Linked DNA regions of Homo sapiens: region 1 is linked to region 2. A link is a contact called in ENCODE Hi-C or POLR2A ChIA-PET data. All regions are on one chromosome and are shown on one strand. The core of a region is the stretch at or near the end of the contact, and the rest is flanking DNA. Distances in the headings are between cores, read along the strand shown. Region 1 overlaps FARP1 (FERM, ARH/RhoGEF and pleckstrin domain protein 1). Region 2 has its middle 98 kb from the start of IPO5.

Region 1 (7,613 bases), core at 1,570-4,069, 360 kb before region 2:
CAGGGCTGCTCAAAAGAAGCAAAAAATAAAAATAAAAATAAAAAATAAAAATGGCTGTGTCTTATTTCCTCTGCTCTTCCTATAGAAACACTGCTAATGAAAATACATAAACTGAATAAACACTTGGAGAGGAAACCATCTGCTTCATCCTACTAATGTCAGTGGGAACTGTGTTTGTTTACCCGCCGGGTCACGAGGAGGGGACACAGAAAACCTTCCCAGGAACCATCAGGGAAATGGCCTGGGCGGGCATAGGGGCACCTTATTAACCCTTTCAGATGCCCAAGAGTCACTCTGTTTCATAACCTCTGGTTGGAAGAGAAAGCTGCATATATCATAAACCACAGGCTGAAGCTTATTTGCACGGTGTTTTCCACATAAAGATGAAAAAACACCATGCAAGAATTTACTATAAATACTGCGCTTGAACTTTCCACTCTGCAGAGGAAATACCTAAAAAGACAGTCCAAGTTCAACCACAGAGGTGCTTGTGGAAACAGCTACAGAATGGAAAAGATCGTGGAGCTAACTGCCAAAGCCTCCCAAAAGGTAGATCTCTTTAATAATAATTTTTTTAGGGTACAAAGAAGGACGGAGACACCATGGAGAAGATGGTGTGGTTCTTTGTTCCAGGAAGTGTTTAGGGGATTTGCATTTTAAATGACTGCTTTGCCTATAATTCCGTATTTTAAAATAAAATTAATAAGCAAAGGCCCAGGAAATTCAACCCCCAGGGAAAGACACCAGTCATCCCCAAAGGAAACTGCAGGGACTTCTGGCCACGTGCCCAGCTCAGCTGCGTGGCAAATGTGACTGAGCCATGAGAAGTCATTCACTTGGGGCACTCCATCAAAGGACGTTTCCAGGGTCAGACACTTGGCCTTGAATTCCCAGCAAAAAGTTTCACAGCAAGGTTTTAAAGCAAGACTGGGGAGCTGAGTCTCTCACAACCCTGTAGTCACCTTCCTCCCAATCCCTGATGACTGGGCCATCACAGCCAGCCCCCATGCCTTTCAGCTGCTGCTGGCCTGGCCGTGGCTGCTCTTAAACAGCATGAGGTACTGACTCAGAATCAGCTCCACCAATAAAAATGCTGATATGTGACTTTCTACAGCCAGTTAAGGAATACATCTGTTTCCCAGAGGTTAAGAGAAAGATTCTGACCAAACTAGAAAAATTAAAATATGGCCAGGTGTGATGGCTCCCACCTGTAATCCCAGCACTTTGGGAGGCCAAGGCGGACGGATCACGAGGTCAGGAGATCAAGACCATCCTGGTCAACATGGTAAAAGCCCGTCTCTACTAAAAACACAAAAATTGGCTGGGTGTGGTGGCAGGCACCTATCGTACCAGCTACTTGGGAGGCTGAGGCAGAAGAATCGCTTAAACCCAGGTGGAGGAGTTTGCAATGAGCTGAGATCGCACCACTGCACTTCAGCCTAGAGACACAGCAAGACTCCGTCTCAAAAAAAAAAAAGAGAAAAAGAAAAATATGAATGGAGGAGACATGTGAAAACGAACAATGGCATTAATTCTACTTGTAAAATAAACTCACACTCACTCTAACAGTCAGCAAACATTTAATTAGCAGCTACTATATGCCAGGTGCCATGCTAGATGCTGGGGATATAGACAGAACAGGCAGGCAGTTGGACGTGCATGTCATTACTACTATTTAGTTAAGCTCTTACTACATGTCAAGAATTGCTCCAAACACTTTGTGTCACCTCTTTTTTTATTCTCATATAGTATAAAGTCGAGTTTATTATTAGCCTCATTTTATCGATACAGACAGGTTAAATAACTTGTTCACGCTGCACAACTCTCAGTAGGAGATGCTGGGATTTGAACCCAGGCTCCCTTGTGCATCTGACAGGTATATGAGTAAAGTGGTCTGCAGGAAGGAAGAAAAAGCCCTGCTTGAGAGAGTAGGCATCCAGGTAAAACTGATAGGGCTTTTAAGAATGCACAGGAGTTTATTAGAGAGCATGAGAAAGGTTCCTTCCAGACAAAGGGCTTATAAATGCAAAGCATAAGCCATCAGAAATTATGAAGAAAAATCATTTTAAAAGATAAAAACACATTTCTATTACTACTTCTTGGGCAGGGAGTTCCTGGATAGCTGCTAAATAGTAGCTAGGAATGGGGTCTTGACTTTCTTTGGTTTCAAGAAGAACTGCAGGTGAGCACAGTCCAACGATCCCTGGAGTGAGTGCACACAAGAGCAGCATTTGCCAGTTCCACAGTCCAACCCACTCAGAAACACCGTGTAATAGAATGTGTGTGCTAGAAACCTGGGCTCAGAAGTCCTTCACAGTGCTCAACAGGAAACACTGAAACGAAACACCTCACTGAACCAGTCTGGCAACAAAGACAAAAAAGTGGGTGAGGTGGCGCACATACGGACCACGTGTGCCAGGAGGCCCAATTCTAACTGCATGGCAGGGGCTCTCCTCAACAGTCTATGATTTTAGCAGATGAGCAATAGCTTTGTTCACCAAAATACAAAGCTGTCCCAAGTCCTTGAAAGATACAAATTCCACAAGAAAATCAGAAAACACAAAGGTTGTTTGCAGTGCGCAATAAATTGGTGGTTTTAAGCATAGCTGTTCTGAGTTTATCTTTTCCTGAGACATTTAATGTTAGTTCATGTGCTCTGAGCAATGTTCTTTGAAATAAATATAATTCGCTGACTCATATCCCATAAGTGATTAAATGATGGGTTACCAACGTTAATGCCGACTACTAAATTCCAGCCCCTCTAGCCAACAGGAATGACACACAGATCATCTCTATGTTAAAAACAGGTGTGCTCCCAGAGTTTGTTTGTAAGTTGGCTGCTTGGAATTCAAGAGTTATCTTCCTCCTCCACAAACAATATTAGACATGGTATTTGATACTCCAGACAGAAAACCCAAAATACTAGATCCGAGGAGTGTTAAGAGTTCTCTGGACTGAGCCGATGAGAGGGAGTGGGCCTGCTGCTTAGCCAGCCAGACACTCCCACTTCCTCTCCTGCCGGGAATAAGATGTGCACCAGCTGCACGAAGCAGGCGGCAGCTTCTCATCCTCCCGCAGGAGCGATCTGAGGAGGAGGCTGGGAGAGGCCAGGCAGGGGCTCGGAGAAGAACAGCAGAAGTGAGGAGCACCAGAGGTTCCAGCGGCTCCAACGGCTCCAGCTGCTGAGGGGCCCAGGCTGCCGGCTCCTCCTGTGACACCTCCGGCCCCCAGGCTGCTCTGTCCAGGGCCCTGCGGTGGCAGGGCCTCCCCATCTCTAGGGCTGCCATATGGCAGGCTCGGAAGGAGGCTTTTCGATACTCCCACACCTGCCCTGTGGGGTTGCATGCACAGGCTCTCCTGATTCCCTCACATGAAAACACACGTGGCTCTTTAATGATGCTCTCGGGACTGTTCTTGCCAGTAACCGGGACTTGAGTTCGACAGCCCCCCTGCCACAAACACACACGCACAAGCACCAATGTGAGAGAGGAATTGTCTATGACCAGTAAATTAAACTGGGATCCAGCCACAAGACCACTCTTCCCTCCAGTTACATATATATACATAACATATACATATGCACTTAGATTACATATATATATTTGAATGAAAGTTCATAGTAAAATTCAAGTGCCGAGGCCACTGACATCACTATGTGGGTGGTTCAAGCATAAATCTAGACACTGGAGAGCTCGAAACCAGAACGGGTCAGCGGGGCCATTGGGGGGCGGGGAGGGAGGTGCTGAACATGCAGGACCTCCAGCCGCCTCATGTCACTGGCCATGGGAATGAGCCGAACCTCCTCACACCAAAGGCTGTCCCCTACCACACTCCTGGGTTACAGATAAGCCCCCAACTTACTGGAACTTCAAATGCCTCCTGGGTGTCATCCAGCATCTGGATTTTGATGGACACGAGTTTTCCTGAAGGTGTTGGGGGCGGCTTCTGTCCACGTTCCAAGGTACTGATCCCCGAATTTTCCGGGGCCCCCAGTCGTGATCCTGGGGTCGGCCTCTGCTCTATTTCTCCCATGATGAAAGCGGCTTAGAGAATATCTGCAGGAAGCAGTGAGAAAGAAAAACACATCAGAATAGGAGACTACCACCCAAGCTGTGTGCCACCTTGAACCCCACCCAGGTGGGCAGGGGGCTCCATCCCCTGCACAGGAATCACATATAGGGAGGCATCGGTTCACTCACAAAGTCACCTTTAAGCACTCAAGGCATGCAAATACTTTTTGCATACTTTATTCTTTTGAATAATTTTGCATATTGTTGCATATTTTATTCCTTTCTCGTTTTACAGTCTGTTCTTAATTATTCAGTGTCTACAATGAGCTAGGCTAGGCACTACTTTTTACACATTGAAGTCTGGTGGGAAGATGATAAACAGTGCCTAAACCATATCATTAGCATCCATTAATTACCTTTATGGACATAGTTACATGCTAAGTACTGTGGGTATTCTAAAGATAAACAGGTAAAACGCGCACTGCAGAGCTCGGGCTAATAATCTGGTTGAGGAAATAGACATACACTCGCAGACATACACTCATACAGAGGCAACAGAGAGTAGGGTCATTTTTCTTGGTTTCTAGTGTCTATTTCTATTACAATAACCACCTAATAATTCATTTCTTTCCAGCCACCCACCCCCCCAACTATTTCCCCTTTCCCAAGAAGCCATTCTACACACTATACTATACTATCAACAGTTATTTTCCTAAAAACAATCATCTTTCCTCCCCAGATAGTCTACTCTTGTCTAATGACACCCTCAGCTTCTCCCTCCCCTCTCGCTGCCTCTGTCTGGCTCCAGGTCTCCACATGCGTGGCTTGCTGTGGCTGAGTGCTTTGCCCTCTTTCTTCACCTGGAAACTTCTACCACTGCTTTAAAATTCAGTTCAAATGTCACATCCCAGCCAGGCACGGTGGCTCACGCCTGTAATCCCAGCACTTTCGGAGGCCAAGGTGGGTGAATCACCTGAGGTCAGGAGTTCGAGACCAGCCTGGCCAACATAGTGAAACCCCACCTCTACTAAAAACACAAAAATTAGCCAGGTGTGGTGGCATGTACCTGTAGTCCTGGCTACTTGGGAGGCTGAGGCAGGAGAATCGCTTGAAGCCAGGAGGTGGAGGTTGCAGTGAGCCAACATTGCACCACTGCACTCCAGCCTGGGGGACAAGCGTGAAACTCCATCTCAAAAACGAAAACAAATGTCACATCCTGGCATCTGGTGCAGAGCACATGTGTTATCCCCTCTGTGCTCGTGGCTGTCAAAGCCACATCATGGTGGTTGAGCCCACGTGTGTGGAGAAGGCACTGTGATGCCCTTAAAGCAGGAACCCAATCTCGAATGTCCTTTGCAGCTCAGCGCCTACCTAGGCACAATGCCTCACACGGAGTGGAGGTCAATACTGGCTGCTTAACGACTGGACCACTCAGCCAGTATATTTATATGTGGCTGCATATTTAGTGTCAGAAGGACATAAGGGAACGAGATTTCCAGGTGAGATGAAGTGGTTAAAAGAGAGGGAAGCCTTCCATCATGGAGAAGGTGAGAATTGAACTCAAGTTGGTCTCAAATGTTGGAAAATACTTGGAAAGAGACAGGAGACAGACAAGGAAAAGGCACTCCTGGGAAGTGGAATGGCATCCACAGAGTTACGGGACAGAAACACGATGGCACAGGCAAAAAAGAGTGAGAATCAGAGCCAGAGAGTTCAAGATGTATTTTAGAAATGATTTGAAGTCAGGTGCTAGAGCAGCGGTCCCCAACCTTTGTGGCACCAGGGACTTGTTTTGTGGAAGACAGTTTTTCCACAGACAAAGTAGAGGCAATGGTTGCGGGATGAAATGGTTCCACCTCAGATCATCAGGCATTAGATTCTCATAAGGAGCGCACAATCTAGATCCCTCGCATGCGCAGTTCCCAACAGGGTCTGTGCTCCTATGAGAATCTAATGCTTGCAGCTGATCTGACAGGAGGCGGAGCTCAGGTGGTGATGCTCGCCTGCCGCTCACCTCCTGCTGTGCGGCCCAGTTCCTGAAAGGCCACGGACCACTGGTCCACGGCCCAGGATCTGGGGACCCCTCCTTTAGAGGACTTCAAATGCCTGGCTGAAAAATATGGTCTTTACCCTGCAGGCAGCAGGAGCCACTGAGGGAAGAGTAACAACACAACAACAACAATTTCAGAAAAATGAGCCTGAGGATGGTACTATATATAACTAAAGAAAGAGGGTTGGGAGGGCAGGGGCTGGGGCATCCAGTTACAAATCACCTGTAACAATTCATGCTTGAAGTGCCAATCTGGACAGCAGCAATGGAAATCAAAAGGTGATGCTATAAAATCTACTTCTGTGGAAAAACTAACCCAATGTTAAAAATGGTTAGCTACCAAGAGGAGGTAAAGGTCCAACACTGGGCTGGGTGCGGTGGCTCACGCCTGTAATCCCAGTACTTTGGGAGGCTGAGGCGGGCAGATCACGAGGTCAGGAGATGGAGACTATCCTGGCTAACATGGTGAAACCCCGTCTCTACTAAAAATACAGAAAATTAGCCAGGCGTGGTGGCGGGCGCCTGTAGTCCCAGCTACTCGGGAGGCTGAGGCAGGAGAATGGCGTGAACCCGGAAGGCGGAGGTTGCAGTGAGCCAAGATCGCGCCACCGCACTCCAGCCTGGGCGACAGAGCGAGACTCTGTCTCAAAAAAAAAGAAAAGATAGAAAAACGAAAAAGAAAGTCCAACACTGATGAGAAAGTTTGAAATCAGGGCAGAAGGGAGGAAGTAGGAGGGGGAGGTGTGAGTGTGCTTTGGAATGCTCCCTGGGGCTATAAAAGGACATCCTGTGGGTTGTCCTGTCTGGGAGCTGTCCTGTCCAGGCTGGGTCTGGGCTATGGGTTCAGGGTGAAAGCCATTAGAATCAATGAAAGGAGGTGAATGTATAACCAAAAAAGCAAAATGAACCATCAGGCCCAATGGTGAGGGTCATGGAGAAAGAAGAAATGGGAAAAAGAGACCCCCAGGGGGCACTTCTGGACAAAGGGGCCACAGAAGGGGCACCACAGAGCTATCTGGGGTGCAAGGAATGGAACTGTGAGCTGCGTCTCACTCACATTTGAGAAAAAGTCACCCTTCATTTCTTTCCAGCCACCCACCCCACCAACTATTCCCCCTTTCCCAAGAAGCCATTCTACCATTCTATACATTGTACTATAGTATCAACAAAGTTTTTTTTATTTTTTATTAATTTTATTTTACTATTATTATTATGATTATTATTATTATTTGCAATGGAATCTCAAACTCTGTTACCTAGGCTGGAGTGCAGTGGCGCAATCTCGGCTCACTGCAACCTCCACCTCCCAGGTTCAAGCAATTCTCCTGCCTCAGCCTCCCGGGTAGCTGGGATTACAGGCGTGCACCACCACCCCCGGCTTTTTCTTTTTTTTTTTTTTTTTTTTTTTTTTTTTTTTTGAGACACAGTTTTACTCTATTGCCCAGGCTGGAGTGCAATAGCAACATCTTGGCTCACTGCAACCTCTGTCTCCCAGGTTCAAGCGATTCTCCTGCCTCAGCATCCCGAGTAGCTGGGATCACAGGCGCACACCA
Region 2 (7,654 bases), core at 1,833-4,332:
CTTGAGTAAGGTCCAAGTGTTGGTTCTGAATCCTCAGGGGATATTCCCCCTTCCCCCTCAGAATGCAATAATGAGACAGACAACAATCTTTACCCAACAAACTATTTGCAATCCAGAGAAATTTTAAAAGTGACACAGTACTGTGACTTACACAACCAGGGCACCAGACTCCAAGACAAAAGAAGTGAACGCTAGAACCCAAGAATGAGTCCCAAGACTGGGACTTTAGAGAGTCTTGTTGGAGGAATGGGGCAGGATAGAATCTACACATTAAGCAAGGATTGGGAATAGGATATCAGAGAGCAGAACAACCTATGAGCAGGTGAAGCGGAAGGGGAGGTTCTGGAGCTAATTCTCATTGCTGTGAGCACTCGCATCGGGATCACGTTCAAAACTTCTTTACGCCAGGCTGGCGCCCTTCCCTGGACTGGGCCAGGTTCTTAATTGCACAGAATCTGGCCAGTCTTCATTTGCAAAATTTTGAATTATGGGAAGTTGTCTTCAGCAGCATCCTTTGGTCCTTTCTGACATTTACCCCCCACCCCCCGCCACTTGCTACAGCTGCTCTCTTCCCCGCCAATTCAATGCCTCCAGAACAAGGGTCTTAACCTCAACTGCCTATGGGGAGTGGTTGAAGAGGCAGCTAACTTAAATTAATAAAACTAGACAGGATGGTGACTTTAGAGATGCAGAGCTCCAGGGGGATGGGGCTCCTCTACTCCAGCTTATTGTTGTTAAGTTCCAGCACCGCCTGGGTTACAAATCTGGATTAAAAAAAAAATCTAAAAATGTTGGCAACTCATTCAATTTAAAAATGTGCTTTGCTCACCAAAAACACAGCTGTGGCCACATATGGCTTGCAGGCCACTAGTTTACTGCCTCTGCTCTGAGCTGCCTTTCAGAACCTTCCAGGGGACTGAATCCCCTGATTCCATGGCAGCCCTTCCTCCTTCCAGGCCTGCTGGTCAAATAATGCCTCTCACTGTACACATCGTCTGTACTCTCAATTCCCCACCAAACTCCCCATTCCTTGAGTGACCATGTTTGAACATACTCCTACTGGTGGTGAGTTCTCCCAGAGTATGTCGGACCGAATCATAGTGTGTAACATTGGCGGGGAAACCAAGGGAAGAGTATTTTGTTTGATGCAGGTCATGTAGGGTGTCAATGGAGTGTGGGCTTCGCAGCCACATGCTCATGATCCTGCCTCTCTACTGACCAGCTGAGTGATCCTGTCCAAGAGGCTTCATCTCTCAAAGCCTTGGTTTTCTCATCTGCACGATCTGGAGAATAATTCCTGGCAGTGTTGTTGTAAAGCTATTTTAATTTCTGTTGTATAGTCAATGCTTATTTTTGCTCAGACTATGGGAATTCTGCAGTTGAAAGGGCCCTTGGAAATCGCCTGTCAATCCTGTCACCATGCAGATGTAGAAATGAGAGGGTTTGGTTCCAGGAATTAGTCCAAGGTCTCAGCTAGCCAAATTAAGAATTAGTTTGCAAAAAATTTTTTAATGATATATTTTATGGTAGAATTGGCTATAATATCCCATAGCTCATCCATGCAGCAATATGAATTAATTATTAAAGCAGGACTATTGCTCCAAAATCTATCAATTAGAGTACTGGGGAGAGAAACTGGGTACTCACATTTCTTTCATTTATTATCTGTGCAACAGTCACTTAATCTCTCTAAGACTCATTTTGGCATTAAAAAAGGCATTATGATAAGTTCTTTGCCGTCTGAGTGTTACTCTGAGCGCTATTGATGCGTTATTTCACAAACTTGCAGCACACACGTGGTCTCATCATCTCTTAAAAAATGAAAACTAACCCAAGATCATTATTAAAATTTTTTTTAGAGGCGAGGTCTGTCTATGTTGCCCAGGTTGGCCTCGAATGCCCAGGCTTGAGCAATCTTCCTGCCTTAGCCTCACAAGTGGCTGGGGTTACAGGCCACACCACCACACCCAGCTCCGAAGTCATTCTTGACTAGCAGAAAGGCTGGTATCTCCTTCTTAGGGCTACCTGCTCCCCCAGTTGTTTAAAAACTTGAGGGTTATAGTGTCTAAGGTGGGAGGTGGTAGGGAGTTGGGTGGTGAAGCCAAAGTTTAATCAGTTCGCCGTTGCCACAGCTCCTCCTTGCCACACCGTGTCAATGTCAGAGCCACCTCTAAGTCCCCCAGGGACTTTCCAGAAGTTAGGGAGGAATGCCCGTCTGGGCATGCACAGCCCTGTGGACTCTTTGTGTGGCACAGGAAATCTGGGCAAGATCTCAGCTCCTACTTGCTTCTGTGAGCCTCACGTCCAACATCCCAAGTGGTGGCCCTGGTAGGGAGGACGCCTGGTCCAGCACCATCTGACAGAGATGCTGACCTGGTGCAGACTGAGTTCTGTGCTCATTACTGTGGTTCTCTGAGGGAGGACCCAGCCCCTGCCCTCCTTGTGCTCCTGAGTTTACAGCTTTCATAGCTCAGCTGTTTCACTTCTTCTGGCGGCCATTCCAGGAGGCAAGAGACACCTGGGGAGCACCTGTGTCATCTCTTCCTCCTCCTTGGGGAACCACAAACTTCACCGTCAGAATACAGAGGGCCTGAGTTCTGCCCCTTTGGTAAATTCTAGGGCCAACAGCCCTTCTTCCAAGGGCCTGAATACCTACAGGAAGGCCTCCTCCTGAGAGTGCTGGTGGGACTTACCCTCTTGATATTGATACAAGTAGCTCCTAGAACATGCTATGACTGAGCAAAACCAAAAAACCCAATGCAAATTAAAGCTCCTTAGAGCCATCTTGATACACGTAGGCATCATATCGTATTAGATATTTAAAAAAAAATCTGCAGTTAATGCTGTAAATCAGGTGGAATGTGAAATCAGCTGGCGGCTTCATAATCCTCCAAGGAGCTGGACCTTCTGGGAAACCCTGCAATCCTTTTTTGGACTGGCTCTCATTTGCATATGAAATTGAGGGTGCTTCGACATCCTTCGAGCCGGGTTGCACAAGTCTTAGCTGGCCTCCCTTGTGACCGAGAAACAGGGGCCCAGCCTGGGGTCAGGGCCTGGAATTGCTTCCTTTGGGACTCAGCCAAGCGCAGGCCTTCCACATTAGCATTAGTGCTTTCTTCCATCAGAATTCAGCTGCCCCCCAGAGCCAGTCCCTGTGCCAGAATCCAGACAACCACTAGATCCATGGTAGATTACTGTAAACAGTAGAGTTTTTTTTTGTTTGTATGTTTGGAATTCTAGCAAGACTGACCAATTTAAAAAAACTCTCAGAGCTCAGTGAAAGCAAACCAAGGATTAAGTGAAAACACCAGCAAACAAAATCGATAAATCAGTAACTTAAAGAATGGACCTTCGAGGCCTGCTGTTCAGAGTGCTTTGCCAAGTGACGTAAGAGCCAATGACTTGAGATGCAGAAGAAAAGTTGGGAATGATTTTCCTTAGCGGGAATTCATTTATTTTGCGTGTGCGCTGACAGTGAAGGGCTGAAAGCAATGCTATATCGCCCCCTAGTGCCAAATATACGCACATTATCTATGCTGCTTGGGCTCCAACATTGCCATGGCCTTCTCCAAATAAAGCCAATGCATTTTGATGAAATCTAACTGCAACAAATCACATGTGACAGATACTAAAAACAATTATTCCAAGACTTTCCCTGGCTTCTATTTTATTTTAGTTTTTATTTCTCATCTTAAACTTTTATTAAAATATATTTGACTGATTAAAGCAAAGATAGTAACCATGTCTAACATATGTGGAAATAAAATTATTGATAACAACAGCACAAAGATCGGAAGGCAAAGATTGAATTACCTTGCTGTAATGTTCATATATTATACATTAATCCGTAACATACAAAGGAAATGATTCCAGAAAAGCATATCTAAAAGAATATTATAATTGTGAGATATTCTTTTCTAAATTTTAATTTTTTCCAGATTTATTAAGGTATAATTGACAAGTGAAAATTGTATATGTTTATGGTATAACATTCAATGTTTTGATATAGGTATACATTGTGAAATGACTAAATCAAACTAATTAACGTATCCATCTCCTCACATTCTTATCACGCTTTTGTGTTGAGAGCATTTAAGAGCTAATCTTTTAGCCTTTTTTTTTTTTTTTTTGAGATGGAGTCTCCTCTGTCATCCAGGCTGGAGGGCAGTGGCGCGATCTTGGTTCACTGCAACCTCCGCCTCCCAGGTTCAAACAATTCTCCTGCCTCAGCCTCCCGAGTAGCTGGGACTACAGGTGCCTGCCACCATTCCTGGCTAGTTTTCCTATTTTTAGTGGAGATGGGGTTTCACCATGTTGGCCAGGATGGTCTCGAACTCCTGACCTCAGGTGATCCACCTGCCTCGGCCTCCCAAAGTGCTGGGATTACAGATATGAGCCACTGCACCTGGGCCACAATTTTCAAGCATACATTGCTATTATTAACATTTGTTAACTATAGTCACCAGGCTGTAAAATAGCTCTCCAGAATTTATTCCTGTGGTCTAACCAAAGCTTGATACTCTTTAACCAACATCTTCCCGTTTCTACTTCCTCTTTCCCTGTAGCCACCATTTTACTCTCTGTTTCTATATGATTTGACATTTAACACTCCACATGTAAGTGAGATCATGTGGTGTTTGTCTTTCTGTGCCTGGCTTATTTCATTTAACATTATATTATGTCCTCTAGGCTCATCCATGTTGTTGCAAACACAAGGTTTCCTTTTTTTAGTGGCTGAATAGTATTCCATTGTGTATTTACACCATATTTTCTTTATCCACTCATCTGTTGCTGGACACTTAGGTTGATTTCCTATTTTGGCTATTGTGAGTAATGCTGCAGTAAACACAGGCATGTAGATAACTCTTTGACATGCTGATTTCATATCTTTTGTATATATAGCCAGTAGTGGGACTGCTGGATCATATGCTAGTTCTATTTTTAATTTTTGAGGAACCTCCATATTGTTTTCCGTACTGGCTTTACCTATTTATGTTCCCACCAATAATGTACAAGGGTTCCCTCTTCTCTACATCCTTGCCAACACCTGTTATCATTTTTTTTTTTTATAACAGCCATACTGACAGGTGTGGGGTAATACCTCATTGTGGTTTTAACTTGCATTTTCCTGACAATTAATGGTGTTGAGCATTTTTTTTCACATGTCGACCTTCTGATTTCTATGTCTTAATTGCACTGATCATGGAAAAGGAGTGAGAAGATCTGGGGAACTCACAATATATTTGGGAAGTTGAAATTCGATTGCATGTGAAATGGCAGGAAGTGAGCAAGAGGAGAGAAAAGTCTGGATGAGCAGGAGGGAGGGTGTCCGGAGCCAGTTCAGAAAGCCCCACCCTTGTCTTGTTTTTGGAGAAAGAAAGCAACGATTAGGGTCTTTAGGGAGAGAGAGTCTAATGGAAATTTTTAGGAAATTTTGCTATTTACTCTTCAAGGATTTTTGTTGTTTGACTTGCAATGAGTCACAGGACTAAGCTAGACCTTAAATCAGTAGCAAGCAGGCCACATTTCATTTGTGTTACACATTAAAATATGACATCTCATGCTGTTTTGATATTTTTGGTAGCTGCGTGGGTGAAGGACTAGAGGGGATAGATGTGTCAGAAGAACAGTGGGATTCATTAATAAACACTGCCAAATATCTATTGGGCCTTCCTTACATGCCAAGCACCTTCCTAATTGTGCCCTAATGGAAGAGAAAATGGAAGTATCATGGATTTCTGGGAGAAGGGGGAGTGAAATGAGATGGAAAGAAGGTTAACTGAGGTGACAAGGCCACTGATGGAAGTAGAAAGTTAATGAGCCAAGAGCCCTTATAATGGATCTCTGGCCAGTGTCTGCTTCCTCCCCTCTCTGGGACACTGCTTGATGTCAGCACCACTGCAGGGCAGGACCATTTTTTGAAAAGCAGTGTGAGTTTCTCTTCATGAGATTTGCAAATACATGTCATATTTAAGTCAAATAAGCTGATGTTTTTCTCCATGGAACTGTATTATTAGTAAATATCAAATAAGACTGTTACGTAGCTCTGTGTCAACTTTCCAGCACTTTAGCAGTCTCTGAATGGCTACTATACTGCCCATTCATTTTTCCACCCATTCACCCATCCACCCACTCATCCACCCACCAGTCCATCCATCCATCCATCCATCCATCCACCCATCCATCTACTTACCTACCCTCACGTCCATTCACCTATGCATCCATCCAACAATCTACCCACCCATCTATCCATTCATCTACCCACCCACCCACCCATTTTTCCATCAAACCATGTATCCACCTACCCACCCATCTATGCATCCCATCCACTCATCCATCTATCCACCCACCCATTCATCCACTCATTAATCGATCCTCCCATCCACCCAACCATTCATCTAACCATCTATCCATCCACCCATTTTTCCATCCAACCATCTAACCATCCATGTACCCAACCATCTATCCATCCATCCATCTATCCATCCATCCATCCATCCATCCACCCATCCACCCATCCACACTTCCACGCATTTATTGATCCTTCCATCTACCCAGCCATTAATCTAACCATCCATCCAACCACCCATTTTTCCATCCAATCATCTAACCATCCACACAACCAACCATCTATCCATCCATCCATCCATCCATACACCCACCCATTCACCCATCTACCCACCCACTCATCTACCCCTTCACCCACCCATCCATCCATCCATGCATCTTTGATTCTTCAAGTATTCAAGTATGAGTCAGGCAGTCTGTTAAGCATTAAATATTTGCTGGTGCTCAGTGCTTTGGAGGCACAGGGGCAGTTTCTCATGGTTTAGCACCATCCCCCCAGTGCTGTTCTCATGACAGTGAGGCAGTAAATTATCACGAGATCTGGTTTTTCAAAGTACATAACACCTTCCCCGCTGTCTTGGTCCTGCTCTTGTCAGGTAAGACGCTTGCCTCCACTGTGCCTTCTACCATGAGCAAAAGCTCCCTGAGGCTTCCCTAGAAGCAGGTGCTGCCATGCTTCCTGTACAGCCTGCAGACCATGAGCCAATTAAACCTCTTTTCTTTATAAATTACCCAGTCTCAGGTATTTCTTTATAGCAATGGGAGAACGGACTAATACAGGACTTTTCGTCCATTGCTTATCTGCTCTGAACCTTGGTTTGGCATCTAAAAAGCAGTGATAGCAATACTTCTTTGCAAGGACTCAATAAGGCAGTATACTCATAGATTCTTTGCTCCTAATATAACATCTATAACATAGTAGTTGCTTGTAATAATTTCTATTGCTGCTGTAACAAATTATTACACAGTTGCTTGAAACAACACAAATTTATTGCCTTATATTTCTGTAATTTAGAAGTCTCACGCTTGGCTTAGTTAGAAGTCTTCACTTGGCTCAAATTCATGTGTTGGCAGGGCTGTGTTCTCTTCTGGAAAGTCCAGAAGTGAATCAGTTTCCTTGCCTTTTCCAGCTTCTAGAGGCTGCTCACTCTCCTTGGTTTGTGGCCCCTCCTCCATCTTCACAGCCAGCAACATCACCTCTCTCTGACTTTCTTCTCTGGTCACATCCTCCTCTGACTCTCTGCTGCTTCCTTGTCTGCTTGTAAATGGATTACATTGGGCTCACTCAGATAATTTAGGATAATCT

Evidence for each region. A loop is a pair of places that touch in the nucleus more often than their neighbours do. ChIA-PET counts read pairs that join two places held with the same protein, here RNA polymerase II (POLR2A). Pooled maps may share reads with other maps.
Region 1: a loop to region 2 is called in a pooled map, with 3 times the contacts of the local background. The contact joins two enhancer-like sites. A Hi-C loop is called at or near these places in 2 of 168 maps with a recorded cell type or tissue (HepG2 and IMR-90), 1 of 37 single-sample maps with no recorded cell type and 1 of 50 pooled maps. POLR2A ChIA-PET finds 5 or more read pairs at or near these places in 3 of 52 experiments (AG04450, GM12878 and activated T-cell).

Annotation. Positions count from the first base shown.
Region 1 is chr13:98,209,662-98,217,274 of GRCh38, reverse strand. FARP1 (FERM, ARH/RhoGEF and pleckstrin domain protein 1) reads right to left here. Exons shown (of 27, transcript NM_005766.4): 2 at 3,862-4,055. The coding sequence starts at 4,032. Among named protein-coding and RNA genes, the nearest start is that of MIR3170, 4.9 kb to the right of the region's middle. Within about 2 kb of position 2,819, at least 18 of the 41 ENCODE cell types and tissues checked have a DNase peak (open chromatin) inside an H3K27ac peak, as active enhancers do.
Region 2 is chr13:97,851,544-97,859,197 of GRCh38, reverse strand. No RefSeq gene overlaps it. Among named protein-coding and RNA genes, the nearest start is that of IPO5, 98 kb to the left of the region's middle. RefSeq lists enhancers at 2,382-2,481, 2,502-2,621, 2,652-2,721. Within about 2 kb of position 3,082, at least 4 of the 41 ENCODE cell types and tissues checked have a DNase peak (open chromatin) inside an H3K27ac peak, as active enhancers do.